Linked DNA regions of Mus musculus: region 2 is linked to region 1. Evidence: chromatin loops called from intact Hi-C (ENCODE). Cell type or tissue: left cerebral cortex. All regions are shown on one strand.

Evidence for each region. A loop is a pair of places that touch in the nucleus more often than their neighbours do. Peaks named below come from ENCODE experiments on the same cell type or tissue, not always from the same donor. Only the 100,000 strongest peaks of a DNase experiment are listed, where the experiment ranks them.
Region 2: it touches region 1 in a loop (10-fold over the local background); 6 of 42 quality-filtered maps call a loop at or near these places.

Annotation. Positions count from the first base shown.
Region 1 is chr13:92,995,487-93,003,486 of GRCm38, forward strand. No RefSeq gene overlaps it. Among named protein-coding and RNA genes, the nearest start is that of Gm41019, 6.3 kb to the right of the region's middle. In left cerebral cortex, a CTCF peak has its summit at 4,381; DNase peaks (open chromatin) are centred at 4,567, 5,339, 6,003 and 7,068; H3K27ac peaks cover 6,079 bases.
Region 2 is chr13:93,053,915-93,061,914 of GRCm38, forward strand. All of the region lies in intron 9 of Cmya5 (cardiomyopathy associated 5), which reads right to left. It overlaps Gm31745 (a long non-coding RNA gene), which reads left to right and starts at 5,078. Exons shown (of 4, transcript XR_382755.4): 1 at 5,078-5,354; 2 at 5,754-5,873. In left cerebral cortex, no CTCF peak of the experiment used is centred here; DNase peaks (open chromatin) are centred at 2,415, 3,828, 4,873, 5,372 and 4 more places; H3K27ac peaks cover 5,019 bases.

The DNA of each region.
Region 1 (8,000 bases):
ACACGCCCATGAAACTGTCAGACACACACACACACACACACACACGCCCACACACGCCCACTCTACACCAGCAACCCAACCACTGCATGTACGGCACTCAGTCACTCAAACTGCGTCATTGACTCTTGGATCTTCCCTCCTTGTCCTCCTCATGGATGCCACCGTACTTGTCATTATGATACAAACTAGAGCCATTTCTATTGAGAGACACTTTAATTCTGATGCAGAATTCTGCCAAGATGGAAGAATCTATTCATTCTATGCTTTGGGGCCTCACTTTCAATGGCTAAGCCTGTCTCCTATAGACTTCAGCATAACCCTTTCTATTACTGTCCCCTAATTCCACTCAAACCCAAACATGTTTCAAAAAAAATGGAAGGAGGAAAGAAAGGAAGGAAAGAAGGAAGGAAAGAAGGAAGGAAGGAAGGAAGGAAGGAAGGAAGGAAGGAAGGAAGGAAGGAAGCCAGCAGAGAGGAGAGAGGAGAGAAGCTGTGTCCACTGTCCCTTTTAGTTCAGGCTTCTCTCCCATCACGGTAGTGTGATACCACAAACCTACTTATGACTTTTAATGAATTTGGAAATCCATAAGACTAGGTGACACCAAAGTAGACACTAGACAGGGAATACCTGATATAAATTGCAGAGGAACTCAGCCAAAGAGAAGAGTAGAGGGAAGCTGCCTGTGGAGAGGGAGGGCATAGTCAACAGTGAAGGTCAGCATCCTCTGACCTTTTGGGTCTTTTGGTGAAGTTACTTGGGAGAGTCAGAAGCAGCATCTCTATGTGCAGATGAATAGTCTGCTAAGGAGCTTCCTGGCTCTTGAGAAAACAGAGAGGCCACCCCCAACTCTTACAGCTCTGGGCTCTTCTAAGGCAGCTGAGCAGGTTCTAAGTAATGCCGCAAACAAAGCTGTAGGACCAGAAACACAGTCACCTGACTTCTTAAAGATGCTCCATAGCAGATGAAGACTTCATCTGCTCACAGCAAGGCTCCTCCAGGGTGAAAACCAGATGAGAATGTGCTTACATGAAGGTATAAGATGGGGAAGTGTAGGACAAGGAAAATCTTAAAACTTAACAAATAGGATGAAAATTCTAAGTTGAATGCAGCCCTAAATCGAATAAATGAAGAGGATATACTTCATGAGATTGATTATGATTATCAATCAATTATTACTGATTATGAGCCATAACTTCCTGCTGCCCCTGAACTTGGTCCTACAAAGAAACAATGAGCCCAGGCCAAGGAGAGAAACCCAAAGTCCTTGATCCACCAGCAACAGAGACCATACCTAGATGTGAGCACGCTTCCGTCTAGTTCCCCCTGGATAACCATGCAGATGTTAGGTGAGCCATGAGAAGCACCATGCATATGTGCTATTGATGTTTGTGTCCATGGCAGGCAACTTAGTCCAAGCTAAATCTGAAGGAACACCACAGGACCCAAGGGGGCAAGAAGGGAAGGTTATTCTAATTTCAAGAATGGCCTAGAAAAAAAAAAACACTCAAGGCACAAACCATGAGCTGGGTACCAGCTCTCAAGACTTGCCTGAATGGCAGCAAGGAACTAGAAATTCCAATTCAAAGAATATGTATGAGTAACTCCCATCCCTAGTTTCTGTAGGCCCAGCATTCTCAAATTGGGGAAATGGGGAAATCAGGACTTGAAGTGAAGGAAAGGGGGCAATTGTCTGATCTGTCATGTGACCCAGCCAAGATCCTGACTTCCATTTGCATATTGGATGCAAGGTACCACAGAAAGTACAGCCTTGCTGACAATGGTGAAGATGCAGGGATGGTTTCTGTACATCTGAGCAAAGGCAGTTTGGGTCAGCATTAGCTCTGCTTCCTCAGGCTAGCCCAGTCAAGACATCCTCTACCCAGCATTAACACTGCCATATTGTCAGTATCCACAAACCTCCGACTGCTAGAGAATGTCATAGCACCCCACAATGGAGATACTTAGAGGCTCCCCACACTTTAAGAAAGCATTTGTCTTGGAATAGGACTGGGACGGGGGTAGATGAATCTGAATGGATCTTCTGATTCTAAAGGTCTTAGATAGCACTTCCTGAAGGAAGAGTTCTGACTGAAACACCGTGTCTTGTCTCCTCCCCTCTCCTCTCCTCTCCTCCCCTTCCCCCCTTCCCATTTACTTTACTCTCCTCCCCTTCCCTCTCCTTCCCTCCCCTCCCCTATCTTCTCTCCTCCCCTCTCCTCTCTTTCCATCCCCTCCCTTTCCCTCCCTTCTCCTCTCCTCTCTTCCCCTCCCCTCCCTATCCTATCTTATTTTATCCTATCCTATCCTATCCTATCCTATCCTATCCCTTCCCCTCCTCTCTTCTCTTCCCTCCCCTCTCTTCTCCCCTCCCCTCTCTCTTTCTCTCCTCTCTTCCCCTCCCCTCTTGTCCCCTCTCCTCTCCTCTCTCCTCCTCTTCCCCCCCTCTTCTCCCTTCCTCTCTTCTCTCTCCTCTCCCTTCCCCCTCGTCTCTTCTCCTTTTCCCTTCCCTCCCCTCTCTTCTCCCCTCCTCTCCTCTCCTCTTCCCTCCCCTCTCTTCTATTTCCCTCCCCTCCCCCTCCCCTCCCCTCCCCTCTCCTCTCCCCTCCCCTTCCCCCCTCTTCTCCCCTCCTCTCTTCTCTCTCCTCTCCCTTCCCCCTCGTCTCTTCTCCTCTTCCCTTCCCTCCCCTCTCTTCTCCCCTCCTCTCTTCTCCTCTTCCCTCCCCTCTCTTCTATTTCCCTCCCCTCTCCCCCTCCTCTCCCCTCCCCTCCCCTCCCCTCCCCTCCCCTCCTCTCCTCTCTTCTCTTCTCTTCTCTTCTCTTCTCTTCTCTTCTCTTCTCTTCTCTTCTCTTCTCTTCTCTTCTCTTCCCTCACAGTTCCCCTACCTCTGCCTTCTCCCTCCCTCTTCTTCTCCCTCTCATCTTCCAGTTGAGGTGCACACCTTTCCCAGATCTCCACAAGTGGCTTGCCCACTGCACATTCATCATTAGATGTAGGAATGCTAAGTTGAAGCTTGCTCCCGAGGTCTGTCCAAGGTCTGGCTGCATGCAAAGCTCATGCCATGGTTCATCAAATATTTCTGGATAAGAAGAGGGCATCGATCGAATGAGCAGTTCATTCTGGTTTTATCACTGAAAGAACTGTGTCCCGGAGATTGAGCAAAACAAGCTAATCATCTGCCTTAACAAGGAGAGGAAGCAAATGGGGGAAAAGGGGAGACAGACATGAAGGACCAAGGAGGAAGTGAATTAAATGAAGCTGATGTGGCTTTGGGGCAGAAGCTCTGACTTGGTCAAAGTTGAGTGACAGATGAGTTATTGGGACCATGGGGAGATCTGACGAGCTCATCCCTATGTAGGAGCGAAGGGGCCGTGAGCCAGGCTTTATCTTGTCATAACTGAAGCCTGGAAATAGAATCATGGTATTGATCTGGAAAGCACCTGTGGAGAAGGTAGCCTTCGTTGGGTTCTACACTGGATCCTGAGTGTACAGAAGAAATAAGAACAGGTCTCGCCTCCTGGGACTTCAGAGGGAGCATGCTAAGGAAATGTGCCAACGCTGCCTGTGGTGGGCCTGCGGTGAAAGTCTGCACACACAGCTGGTAAACACAGTTGGTACCCAGGACTGACACACTCACTACGCAAGGAATCCTGAAAAACAAAGTGTTTCTCCTACACAACAAGCCTTCTAGCGGGTATCCCTGCATGTTGGAAAGAGACCTGTTGCCTTATGTGTTTCAAAGGAACATGTAGGCTTTCACTTAAATTAGACTTGATATCACGGGCAGGTGGACACGAGGGGCCACTGGATCAGCAGACACTGGTGGGAGGCCTGGAGAAGAGGAAGGCTTAGGAAATTTCCACTAAGCTCAGGCCAGATGGAGCAGATATCCCTCAGATAACAGCCCACTGGCTCCTTCCTGGGCCGCCCATTTTCTAATGCTCCCAGGGCCAGTGGCCAGGCAGCTGTCCCCTAGCCCACAGACATAGAGCAATAGGCCCGAGAAGTGGGTCATGGCCAAGTAAAAGTGGTGTTGATAACTTTGTGTCATAACCAACGAACTAGAGACCAGGTTAACATTGAGTGGACTACACCATTGATCTCTTGGTTGGTTTTGACCTTATCCATGAGTCCAACTTCCACAAGACTGGCATGGTATCTATTAGCTATTGACAAGTTTTCTTTCATAAATCGTAACAGCTTCCTTTTCCCCTATAGCACATGTAGGGAATGTATTATCTATGGAATAAAATATGTTTATGAGTGATTTTCAAACAAACAAACTTGCAGAAAGCCCCTTTCTCCACAGGCCAAAGGGAAACAGATACAAACTAAGCCTTCTCAATTAAATTAGCATGCCTAAATTAAACATTCCTTTTATCTATGTCGCCTTCCTTCTCTTCCTTGTTGTGGCCGGGGGTGGGTATGACAGTGAAGCAGGGCTTGTTTTCTTGCTTTCAAGAATCTGCAAGTAATTGGGGTTGAATCTTGTCACAGGGAAAAGCTTTAGAGCTCAGCTTAACAAGCAGACTCATAAAGGAAGCCTTCCCTGGACCATCTGCTTGCTGCAGGCCATGACAACAGATCCCTTAAACATAGCGAAGCTAGGGAGGAGGGGAGGTGGGTGTGAGGAAGGAGGTAGGGCGCTTTCACAGAGACGGGAGACGGGAGACGGTAGACGGGGCTTCCCGTTGAGACTTGAAGGATAAATAGGAGTGTGTGGCACACTTAAACATTAACAAAGGCTCATAAAACATGAACCAGGACCCATGGTGCAGATGAGTCGAGGAGAAACGAGCTTGGATCAGCACTGTGCTTTTAAGACAAGCAGAGAGGGACTGGGCATGATAGCCAAGTGAGATTTCCCTCCAGGGTCCAACTAGGGTTCATGTTCCAGTTGCTGCCCTTGAAGATACCAAGAGGTCCCATCTTCCCCATTAGCAGTAGAGATGGCTTTTTAAAAGGTGAGCTAATGGCTTGCAGAAAGCTTTTTATAACTCAGAGGTTAAAACAGGGAGGCTGCGGCTCCTTTCACAGTTAACCGGAGAGTTCTTGACCAGCACTCGTTCCCCAAGCTGGCTTGAGTTTGGGGTTCACTATACCCAGTTTCTTTACTGCTTTGTGCATCTTCCAAAGCTCTCCTTCCACTCTGAGCTGCTGGGCTCCTGCCTCTACAGCGACATTTTCTTCCCTTCCTCTCTCCCTTCCCGCCTTCTCAGCTGTCAGAACCTGACTCAGCCGGAGCTGTGTGGGAACAGCATGGAGTGAATCACCGAGCAGTGATTCTGAAGGGGACCTGATTACCCCCTAGTCCGCCAGGCACATCTTGTTCCTGCCTAGCTGACCATTTTCATGGAAGCTATTTTTTGTGTATGAGACCGTTACTCCTGGACTCCAGGCAGAGTATAAAAAGCAGAGCGATAGCTCATGGGGTAGTTGGTCAGAATCATATTTCCCAGGGCACTGACCGGGATTTTGACAAGACACAGCTGGCTGAGGGAGTATGCTGGAAAACTTAGCCCTGGGGTGAGGAAGAAGAGGAGGAGGGCCCTTTAAATAGCAGGTGGCTTCACTGTTTCTATAAATGAGATGGTACGTTTCCACTGAGCGCTGATTACAAAGATGGTCTTTTATTAGACAGCTGTACCAACCCATAGGCCAGCCCTTGAGGCTCTATCAGGGAAAATTTCCCTGCGGCTCATAAACATGCTTGGATGCACATCTCTGTTCAGTGCCAGGGCTGTTTGTTACTGATTTCTGCCTGTGGATTCTGCGCAGGCCACAAATGAGGGGCCTGTCAGGGATGGAGGGAGAGTCATGGGCCAGAGCCTTGTTTCAAACACTGCCAGACTTAGTTATCCTCTCCATTTGTGTATTTATCTTAGAGCAGGTTGTCCTCTAAGACACTGTTGAGACACTGAAGAGAAACACAAGTGCTCTGTCCTAAGAGAGAGAGAGGAGAGGGGAAAAGGAGGTGGAGGAGGCCTTCAAAGCCCTGTAGATCTCTCCGTGAAGGAATGCTGAACGCACCTTTAATCAACTCAGAACTCCCCCTTGAAAATGCAGAATGATGTGGGTGGCGTGTGAGCTGTGCATCACCCCTGGGTGAACTGCCTGCTTTGCAGTAACTTTGCTCTTAGGAAACTGAGATTCGTGGCCCATGGCTCCTTAGAGTGATCCAACCCATTGGACAACATTCCTGAAAACACAGTGGTCTGCGTGGTTGTGAAGTCAACCTTGGTCGGTCAAAACCTCCCTGGCCATGTCTCCACACCCCTCCACTGTTGTCTCTTAATTTGACACAAATCATAGCAGCTAATACCAAGAATCTACTTGATTTTTATCATATTGTCTAACACCTTAGATTTTTTTAAGCTTTATTTTATATCACTTAGATGTACAATAAACTAGAGCATGCACACAGCCCTAAGTTCAACCTACAAAATGTAAAATAAACTTTATTTAACTTATAATTATTGTTGCTACTGTTGTTATTGTGGGGGGAGGCATATGCATACCACAGTGTGAGTGTAGAGGTCAAAGGATAAGTTTGTAGAGTTGATTTTCTTCTCCCATCTTTACATGTGTTTGGGGATTGAACTCAGGTTAGCAGTCTTAAGCAGCAAACACCTCTAACCAATAAGAGCCATCTTGCTGGCTCTAATTCTAACAACTCTGTGAAATGCATTGTATTTTCAAACCAAGCGACCAAGACTCACTCACAGAGTCACTGGTGGAAAGTGGTATGGCCAGAAGTTAATCCCAAGTGGATGAATTATGCTGGCACGGCCAAGTCTATTCCCCAGTCCTCCCTTGTCCATGCTAAGCCCTTCTGTGAGACAATAGTAGAGGCCACTACTCAAGAAGTAGCTACAAAATAAAGGACTGGTCCACACACACTATACTAATTCAGTTCTTAGCTTTCACAGTTGCTGGGGGGGAGGGTTACTGGATCTTAGACACTGAAGCAAATAAATCAGCTAGATGCTCCAAGTAAAGAGTCCTCAATTATAAAACCTCCCTCCTCCTCCTCCTCACAGGACAGTAGGTTGGCAGGAAACCCACATGTTCCAGAAGCAGGAGACACAGCATCTTGTGGTGTGTCCACCCCCAAGTGGGAACAGAAGGCAAGCACATTCACTTCCCAGATGGCCGCGTTGGAAAAGGGGGCTGGCTAGACCCCAAGCCCTTTCCTGACCTGCTCTTGGCTTGGGATACTGGGGTGGAGGCTGGTCCTCTGAGAAATGCATTTGCCCTTTGCTTGCAAAACATCTATGAGTGATTGATGGACTTGTCCCAGGGTAGAAAGGAATGGCATTGAAATGGAGCCACTTTAAGACAAAGATTTCACTGTTTCAGGAAGCTTCAGCTACCTAGACTTACAACAGGATCAAAAGAGATCAGATTGTGACGGCTGTGGCAGGGACCTGAGGCAGGCCAAGAAAGGAGCCTCGGTCACAGTCACTTGTAATAAGATGAGAAATGCACTCACACAGAACTGTGACCTCTGTTTTCTTCACTGGCTAAAAATCAAGTAGATCCAGCTCCCAATAGGGACCATAACTCTTTCTCAATTGATTATGCCTTGGGAAATGAATTGGAGGCTTCTAGTCTGCAGATGGGAAGGTCACACAGACCTTGTTGACCCAGTACACACAGGTGGCTCAGGACAGTGCCCAGCTTAGAATCATCAAGAAGCTGGCCTTGTATACACAATTATTTCATGTCTTTGGGGGCTTTAATTTTCTTATAAAGGGTAGACATGGAACTTTTACAGGCAGTGGCATTATGTAGACTAAATCCTGTAAGCACCCAATAACATGTAAAGTGTTATTTCCTCAAGGTTAGAATAACACAATAGAAAGGGGCTTTTCTGAGTTTATGTCTTTGCTCTGCCACTTACTAGTTGTGCAACCTTGGAGAAGAATCATCGGAATACCCACTTCACAGAGTTCTTGTGAAGACTGATGGGATAATTCATGGGGAATTACCTTCCTATAAA
Region 2 (8,000 bases), 58 kb after region 1:
AAGAGAAAAGCTCCCTCCTGAAAACAGTATGGTCCTTAAACAGTGGCACACTGTGGGCCGAGGGACAGGTGAGGGACAGGAATGGTGAGGAATGCAGTCAGGTGCACAGACTCTCAGGTAAGCGGTTCAGATACAAGAAGAAACGAGAACTTCTGTTTGAGACAGCCATGTTACCGTGAGAGAGAACTGAGAATGTCAGTACACGCCTGTAACCTGTAATCCCATCGCTTGGGAAGCAGAAACAGGGGAACTGAAGTAAATTCAAGGTCAGCCTGGTCTATACTACAAGTTCTAGGCCTGAAGGAACTATATAGTGAGATCCTGTTTCAAAAATCAACCAACCAAAAAGAAAAAAGAAAAAAGTTTGGCATCTCTAATTCATATCTCCTACCAAAGTAAATTCCAAATGACAAAACAGATTTTTTTAAACAAAATTAAGAAAACGGGAGGAGATATATATATATATATATATATATATATATATATATATATATATATATAATATACAATATACATGCATATATTCAGAAAGAAGACATTTTAAAATATTACCAAAAAACCCTGAAAGTTTTTTTTTCAAAAGAAATTGAAAAATTCAACTAAATTAACATTTTAAAATATTCATGACAAAATATGTTTCAAAAGATTCCAAACTCACACATGGAAGCTAACTTCCTTTAAAAAAAAAAAAAAGGGCATTATGAATAAGAAAGAAAACGTCAACTGGAGAGATGGCTCAGTGGTTAAGAACACTGGCTGCTTGCTCTTCCAGAGAACCTGGGTTCAATTCCCAGTACTTCCATGGAGTCTTACTACTGGTTGGAGGAGATCTGGTACCCTCTTCCCCTCTTTTGTTCTTCTCGAGCTCTAGACATGAAGGTGATGCACGGGTGTATGTGTAGGCAAAGTACATGAAAGAAAGAAAAGAAAAGAAAAGAAAAGAAAAGAAAAGAAAGAAAGAAAGAAAGAAAGAAAGAAAGAAAGAAAGAAAGAAAGTCTTACTACTGGTTGGAGGAGATCTGGTACCCTCTTCCCCTCTTTTGTTCTTCTCGAGCTCTAGACATGAAGATGATGCACGGGTGTATGTGTAGGCAAAGTACATGAAAGAAAGGAAGAAAGAAAGAAAGAAAGAAAGAAAGAAAGAAAAAGAAAGAAAGAAAGAAAGAAAGAAAGAAAGAAAGAAAGAAAGAAAGAAAGAAAGAAAGAAAGAGAAATAAAGAGAGAGAGGGGGAAGGAGGGAGGGAGGGAGGGAGGGAGGGAGGGAGGGAGGGAGGGAGGAAGGAAGGAAGGAAGGAAGGAAGGAAGGAAGGAAGGAAGGAAGGAAGGAAGGAAAACATCACAATCTAATGGGACGGGATAGTAGGAAAAGGAAGCACGTGGCTCAAACCATATGGAAAGGCATCATCCCAGAGACAGGAACAAGGGCTTAAACTACAGTTGTGTTTTGCAGCTATCTAACTGGCAAGGTTGTGAAGACTCGAGTATCCTATGCACTGATGGCCAGAGAATAAACCCAACAATCCCTAAGAAGTTGGTCATATCTACCAAAATTCAAGGCACACACCTTTTGACCAGTCTTGCTATTTTGAGAAATTCATTCTGCAAATACATTGTAGATGTGTGAACTTGTACATGCATGGGTGTTGTTCCCCACAGCATGGCTGGGGACAGAAGAGAACGGAAGGCTGTTTCTCAAGTGATCAAATAGGATCAATAACTTCCTGAAGATAGAATACAGAAGAATTTTTTAAAAATTGAGGCAGTCCCATGGGTGTGGATATGAATGCTCATAAAGATATATCTTTGTGCAGAAAAAGCAAACTGGTAGGAATACATGTAGGATTGCTGACATTTGTTAGGAAATTATAGATGCTTTTATGTGAAAGGTTCAGATTGACAGTCGCTACCTTTGGGGATGGGAATTGAGAGACAAAGAATAGATACAAAGAAAGTTAAGGTTTTCTATCTTCCTTTTTTTTTTTTGTCTTTTGAATTTGTACCATAAGCACATATAATGGGTCCAAAATTAAAGAATGAACTTTTAAGAGCAATAGTTCTAGGTAGTGAAGAATCCACGAGTCGACTGGCCGTGTTTACAGAACCTCGAACCACACGTGCACTTCAGCACTTTGAAGTAGGTTTTCTGGTCATTTGATAATCCAGTACCTTGACCATGAGGGGAGGGACACATGCTTACGATGACTTGAGAGGCTGACAATTGTGTGAAATAGCTCTTCTCTGTACTGCTGTGTCCTGGGGAGGGGGTGGCCTGTGTACAAACAGTATGGAGGAAGCCTGTGCCCCCACTCCTGGAAGCAGCCATGGGATGGTGCCATCACCATAGTGCACAGCAGATGGCTAAGTATGAACTGTTGTTTAAAAACACAGTTGGTTCTTACTGGATTCCTGTTGGCAGCACCAATATCCAGCCAGCCAGGCATTGCCACTCTCTGTGAACTGTGAACAGAGTGCATGCTGGCTCTGTAGGAGGAGTAAGAAAGGCAGCATTTCCCACCCTGCCTGGGCATCCAAACTGCTAAGTTTTGAAAATTCATTTTTAATCAATTATTTTGTTGGATAGAGTCTCACTCTGCAGTCCAAGCTGGCCTTGAATTCACTTGTAAGCTATGTTGGCCTCCATCTCCCGGTCTTCCTGCCTCAGCCTCTAGGATGCTGGGATTCCCAGCATGGGTCAACCTCACACAGCTTCTGAACTGGGTTCCCGAGGAGAGGCCCAGGCACCTGAATTTTGCAAGTATCCCAGCTGACTTTTATCGGATAGGGAGGGGAATGAAGGAAAAGGGAAACTGCATAACATAAACAATATTAAATATAAAATCAAGCCAGGATGGTGGCTCATGGCTGTAATCTCAGCACCCAGAAGACTGAGGCAGTAGGATTCCTGAAAATTCCAACCAGCTTTGGCTACAGAGTAAGACCATCTCTCAATACAACAACAACAAAAACAAAACACAAACACAAACACAAAAGACATTAGCATACATGCATTTGAAGCTGTGTATAAATCCTTAACTAGCCATAAATATAGAAAATTTATAAGGTGGGGCAAACTCAGTTAAACCAGAATTAAGAAGAAAATTCTTTATATCCTAATTTTCCACAGTTAAAAAGACTTGGTAAATAAAATTTTAACAGAACCATTTTTCTTTTGATAAATAAGGATATTATGAGACTCTGTGTTACTAAATATCACCATTATTTTATAACAGTGCAGAAAAACAACGCAGGCACTACACACTGACAACAACAGGGCTTGGGCTTTCCCATGGCTCAAATCTGTCAGAAAATCAATGTGAGCCAAAGAATCCAGGAGAAAGATCCTGGATCCTCCATCTTTACTCCCCAAAGCCTGAACAATAGACACTGTTTATATTTCCGACAGAGGCTCTCAGGACTCAGATAATATTAATTTCTCTGGATCCTCCGAGTTCTCCTTTACTGCCCCCCCCCCCCGGTCATCTATGTGGACAGTTACTTGAGGTCTCCTAGGCCAGTCTGCTGAGAACAGTGATTTAACACCTCTGCATTCAGACATTGTTTGAAAACGATTAATAGGTCTGTTTATGCATCTTTTGTAAAACTTGCTCTTAGAGACGACTATTGTCTTAAGAGCCCTTATATAAAAATCTCCATGAAAAATTCATCTCACAGCTGAATGTCATGGAACATAATTGTCTCTCTTGGTGAAATGTTGTGCTTCCTTTTAAAAGAGGAGTGAGTTATGTAATCTCTTTCCTCCTCTCTCTCAATCTCTCCCCCTCTCCTCTGTTTTCATTTAAGCTGACAGCAAGTTCAAATTTGGAGCTTATCTTCCACTGAGGTTCTGTTCTCAGCCTGATCTTTCTGACAGCCTTCTCCCCTTGCATTATTTGGCTCTTGTACCCACAGAGCTGTCTTAGGGGCTCTGTTGTGCCAGAGTCCTTTGCTGGGAATGCCCTTCAGGAAACAGACATAGCATAACTGAAGTGGAGAACAGGTTGTGTTCCCATTATTTGAGATTCTATGTACAACCAGGAGGATGTGAGGTATCAAATGGCCAGTCAAGTTGTAGTCTTTCAGGTAGAAAGACTTTGCTCAGAAAATGCTGAATGCCTGGGTTAAACGTGGCTCAGCCAATAAAGGCTAGGCTCATCACCGAAAATTTAAGGAAACGCTAAATGCCGAGAACACTGGGGGAAATCATCGCGTTACTCCTCTCCCAATGGCTTCTGCAAAGGGATCAGAAAAACAATTCCACATAAGCATAACCTATTACCTCTTAATTACTCAGTGAATTTGGGCTCAGCCTGTTAGTGATCCTCCTGGGACCCTGTAAAGCAAGTCTGGAGCAGTATTTGTCTCTTTTACCTACCGCTACAGAGAAGGTCAAAATACTTGCTGTTGCCTCATGGTCAGTCACCACCTATCTACCTGAAAGCTTAAGAAAGTTTTCAAAACGACAGAAACTGGGGTTCCTCCTGGTTGCTGGTAAGGATAGAGCAGCAGGGGTTCCGGCTGGAGCACCTGACTGTAAGTGGCAACTCTGTTCCTGCTCCAGTTGGAGGCAGCATACATAGTGGATTCACAGGCCCAGCACCCAAGCAGACCCTTCTAAGGATGCTCACCCTCAAAGGTGTGGCCCAGAGAGGACCTCCGGACACCACAGCCTAAGGTAGAGGCAGTGACAGGAAGCTCACTCCCAGCTAATTTGTGGAGTATTGCGTCTCTCAGATTTGTCATTCAGTGCACAACTTCTCTGCACGGCCCACACAGCTAATCCCTGTACTATATTTCTCTCAGTTTTCCTCCTCCACCCACACTTCTGCTGACTTCTCTCTGCAGAGGAGAGACAGAGCAGCTGAGGAAACAGCAGAGTGGTGAAAAAAAAAATTGAAAGTGTTTTGAGCCCACCCGACCTGGGGAAAGCATTCAAAGACAAACAGGAAGAAGCTGACTAGGAGACCCTCCATCTGGCACACAAGCCAGGGACCGTCATTCCCACCCACCTCCACACCTCCAGTCCCAACAGGGGTGACTAGCTGGGACCATACTTGGGTGCCCACATTTAAAAAAAATTTAGAAGAATTATGAAAAAGCTCCTTTGCTCTGCTATTTCAGACACTGTGTCGGGGCGCAGTAGGCCGGCTCATTCCATTCAACCCCCACCCCAACCCCAGAGAATCCAACCAGCACCAGCACCAGCACCAGCACCAGCACCAGCACCAGCACCAGCGCTGTTAGTCTTAAAGTAGAATATCTAAGAGGTCATCACACTGGGAGAAGGAACGCAAGTCCTCGGATGGATAATTTCATTCTGGCTGCTGAAATGAGAGTGGCCAGCCTTACCACAATCAGTGAGTCAGTGCCCTCCCTTCCTCCATGAGTACAAGAGTGTGTGCACATGCGTGGCCCTGGGTTTGGGCATGGGCGTGGGTATGCTTGTGCGCATACGTGGATATAGGTGCGGGCGTGGGCATGATTCTTTTCTCTCCTTTCTTCATTTCAATTCTTCTTCCTAAAGCATTCCAGAGTTTTAAAGGTTCTCCCTCACCAAGTATATAGGGTGAGAAAAAAAATGGAGATGTATATAGTTATTATTCCTTCTCTTTTGCTGCTGATTTCAGCTGGTTACATATGACTTGAAGTGGGCAAAGCCCAGAGGAGATTGACTCATCCCATCCATTCTTGCTTATCAACAGATCTTTGATGATGTCTACAGATGAGTTCTAATCCTTGCCCACTTTATGATCCAGGCTCTGACAAACAACCACATGGGGAAAATGCTACCTTTCGTCTACTCCAGTCTTCTTCAAGACCCTCTATACTACGTTTCTTCAAACCTGGAACATAGGTAGAGATTATGAAACCAGTGGGTAAGTGGGATTCTACATGGTTTTCTCTATCAGTGATCCACAGGAAAGTTTTCCACTGACACGTTAGACTCATCTTTTCTCCTGTTCAGTATCTAAACACTAAAGTGAACGCATTCACTTTATTCAATTTGTTATTTTGAGATTATCCTTAAACTGATCTAACTGCAGTGCCAGACACTTCCTCAGACTCTGGGGCTATAGTTGCATCTACTAATCCCTTTAATGAATCAACAAATGGAGGAAGTCAGACAACACTTAGCACAGGTCTTTCCAAGGCACAACACCATTGTAACCATTGGCTCTTGTGCATGATGTCAAATGAGGTTCTAATGCAACAGAAAAAAAGTAGGAATTATTAAGTAGAGGTGATTAAAAATAAAACTGTGGGGTTTTTTTTTATTGACTGATTATGCCAGATGACTAGTTCTCCATAGCTGGCATCATAAAGTTTAAGCTATATATAATATAGATAATAAATAGTATTTTACAGAGTTTCAAAACACCAGACTCTGAAGTGATGTTTCGTTGGGAGATCTGAGACATGCGGACACTTTCAAAGAGCAGAATTTCCCTTGCCTCTTGGATTCTTAGATGAGAGAAACAAGAGATACTTGCTATCCTGAGTCTCTGAGATTAAAGATGAGTTATTTCAGTCTAGTGAAGCCAAACGGATATGAAACACTGAGGCTTCTATGGAAAAGAGATGGCTCTGATATGGGAGCTCAGCAATAGACTTGGCAGATAGGCATGGCAGGAGTCTACAGCCAAGAAAAATCTGCTTGCTTCAGAAGATTATCTATTGTCAAACTCAGCAGGAATTGGAAAGTCAGGTCTGAGCTATGGGCTGGACATTGAACTTCCTGCCACGCAAGGCCTTTAAGCACCTAACTGGAAATCAGCTCCATCCCCAACACAGCTCTAGACTCTCCACAATACTCAACATGTGGAGCTCTCCTTGGTTTTAAACTTGCTGGACTAGATCCACCCTGAGACAAAGGATTTCCAAACAGTTCTAACATTGCGGCAAACTTCTGCTTATCTAGACTCTCGGATAGTTTCTTGCAACAGAATAAAAACACATTGACAAAGCCTAGATTGAACAAAGTAATGACTAGCTTAATGCCTCAATAAATTCCACTTTAGCTTTGGCAAAATTGGTAGACAACCATTGTCTTATCTAAAACTGAAGCTCCTATTGGTCTCTTTGCCCTCTTTTATAGTTCTGAGGGCCCCGTGATGATCAAGCAAAAGAAAAAGATCAAGTAAAGGAGATGTGAATGCTGATATGTTATCTTTTGATATCTGTTTTCCATGGGACAAAGGAAACTAGAGATACTCAGTAACTCCCAGTTGCCAGGCTGATGGCTCTGACAGCTTAGTGTCTGTAAAGACAAGACTTTGAAAACTAATGGAATGAATAGAACAGACCTTGGTTTGAATTCTAACCCCAAACTCACAGTGCATAGTTTGATAAAGTGCCAACTCACGTAAACTTTGTGGTTCTGACTTCATCAAAAGCATTACTTAGATCACAGAGTCACTGGGGGTTCAGGAAGAACAAGTGCAGCTCCCAGCACCATGACGGCCCTCTGTGGACACTACTCTGCTCTTCCCTTCCCCTTCTCTCTATAGCTACACTTATGAGATGACAACGCAATTCCCTACGTGAGATGGCTACTGGGTCTCAAGGTTTTCAGATTTTTGCTGATTGGAGTATCCAACTGTGCTAAAATGATTTATGTAAATGCCAGCTGGAGGTGCATGCCACAGAAGATGAGTCACGTCAGAGCCCTGTGAACAGGCTGATCTTTCCTGGGAACTGGCTTTCCTCATTGATGGTAGGAGAGACCACCCTAGGACTCAGGGGTTTCTAAAATTGTATTCTCATAGCATCAAGGGCTCTGCAGAGAGAGTTAAAGAGTCCCTAAATAATCTTACTCAGAGGCTAAGGATTTGAACCTTTAACTATGACAAATCTGTGGTTGAATTCTCCCTGTCACTTGCTAGCTGAGGAACTTGTTAGAGTCCTTGTGAGGGTATCTGAAGTACCTGGGCCAGCACCATCACAATACCGGAGTTCCTTATTTCTGTGCTGACCAGAGCTTACCTCTCAAATGTTGGCTGACT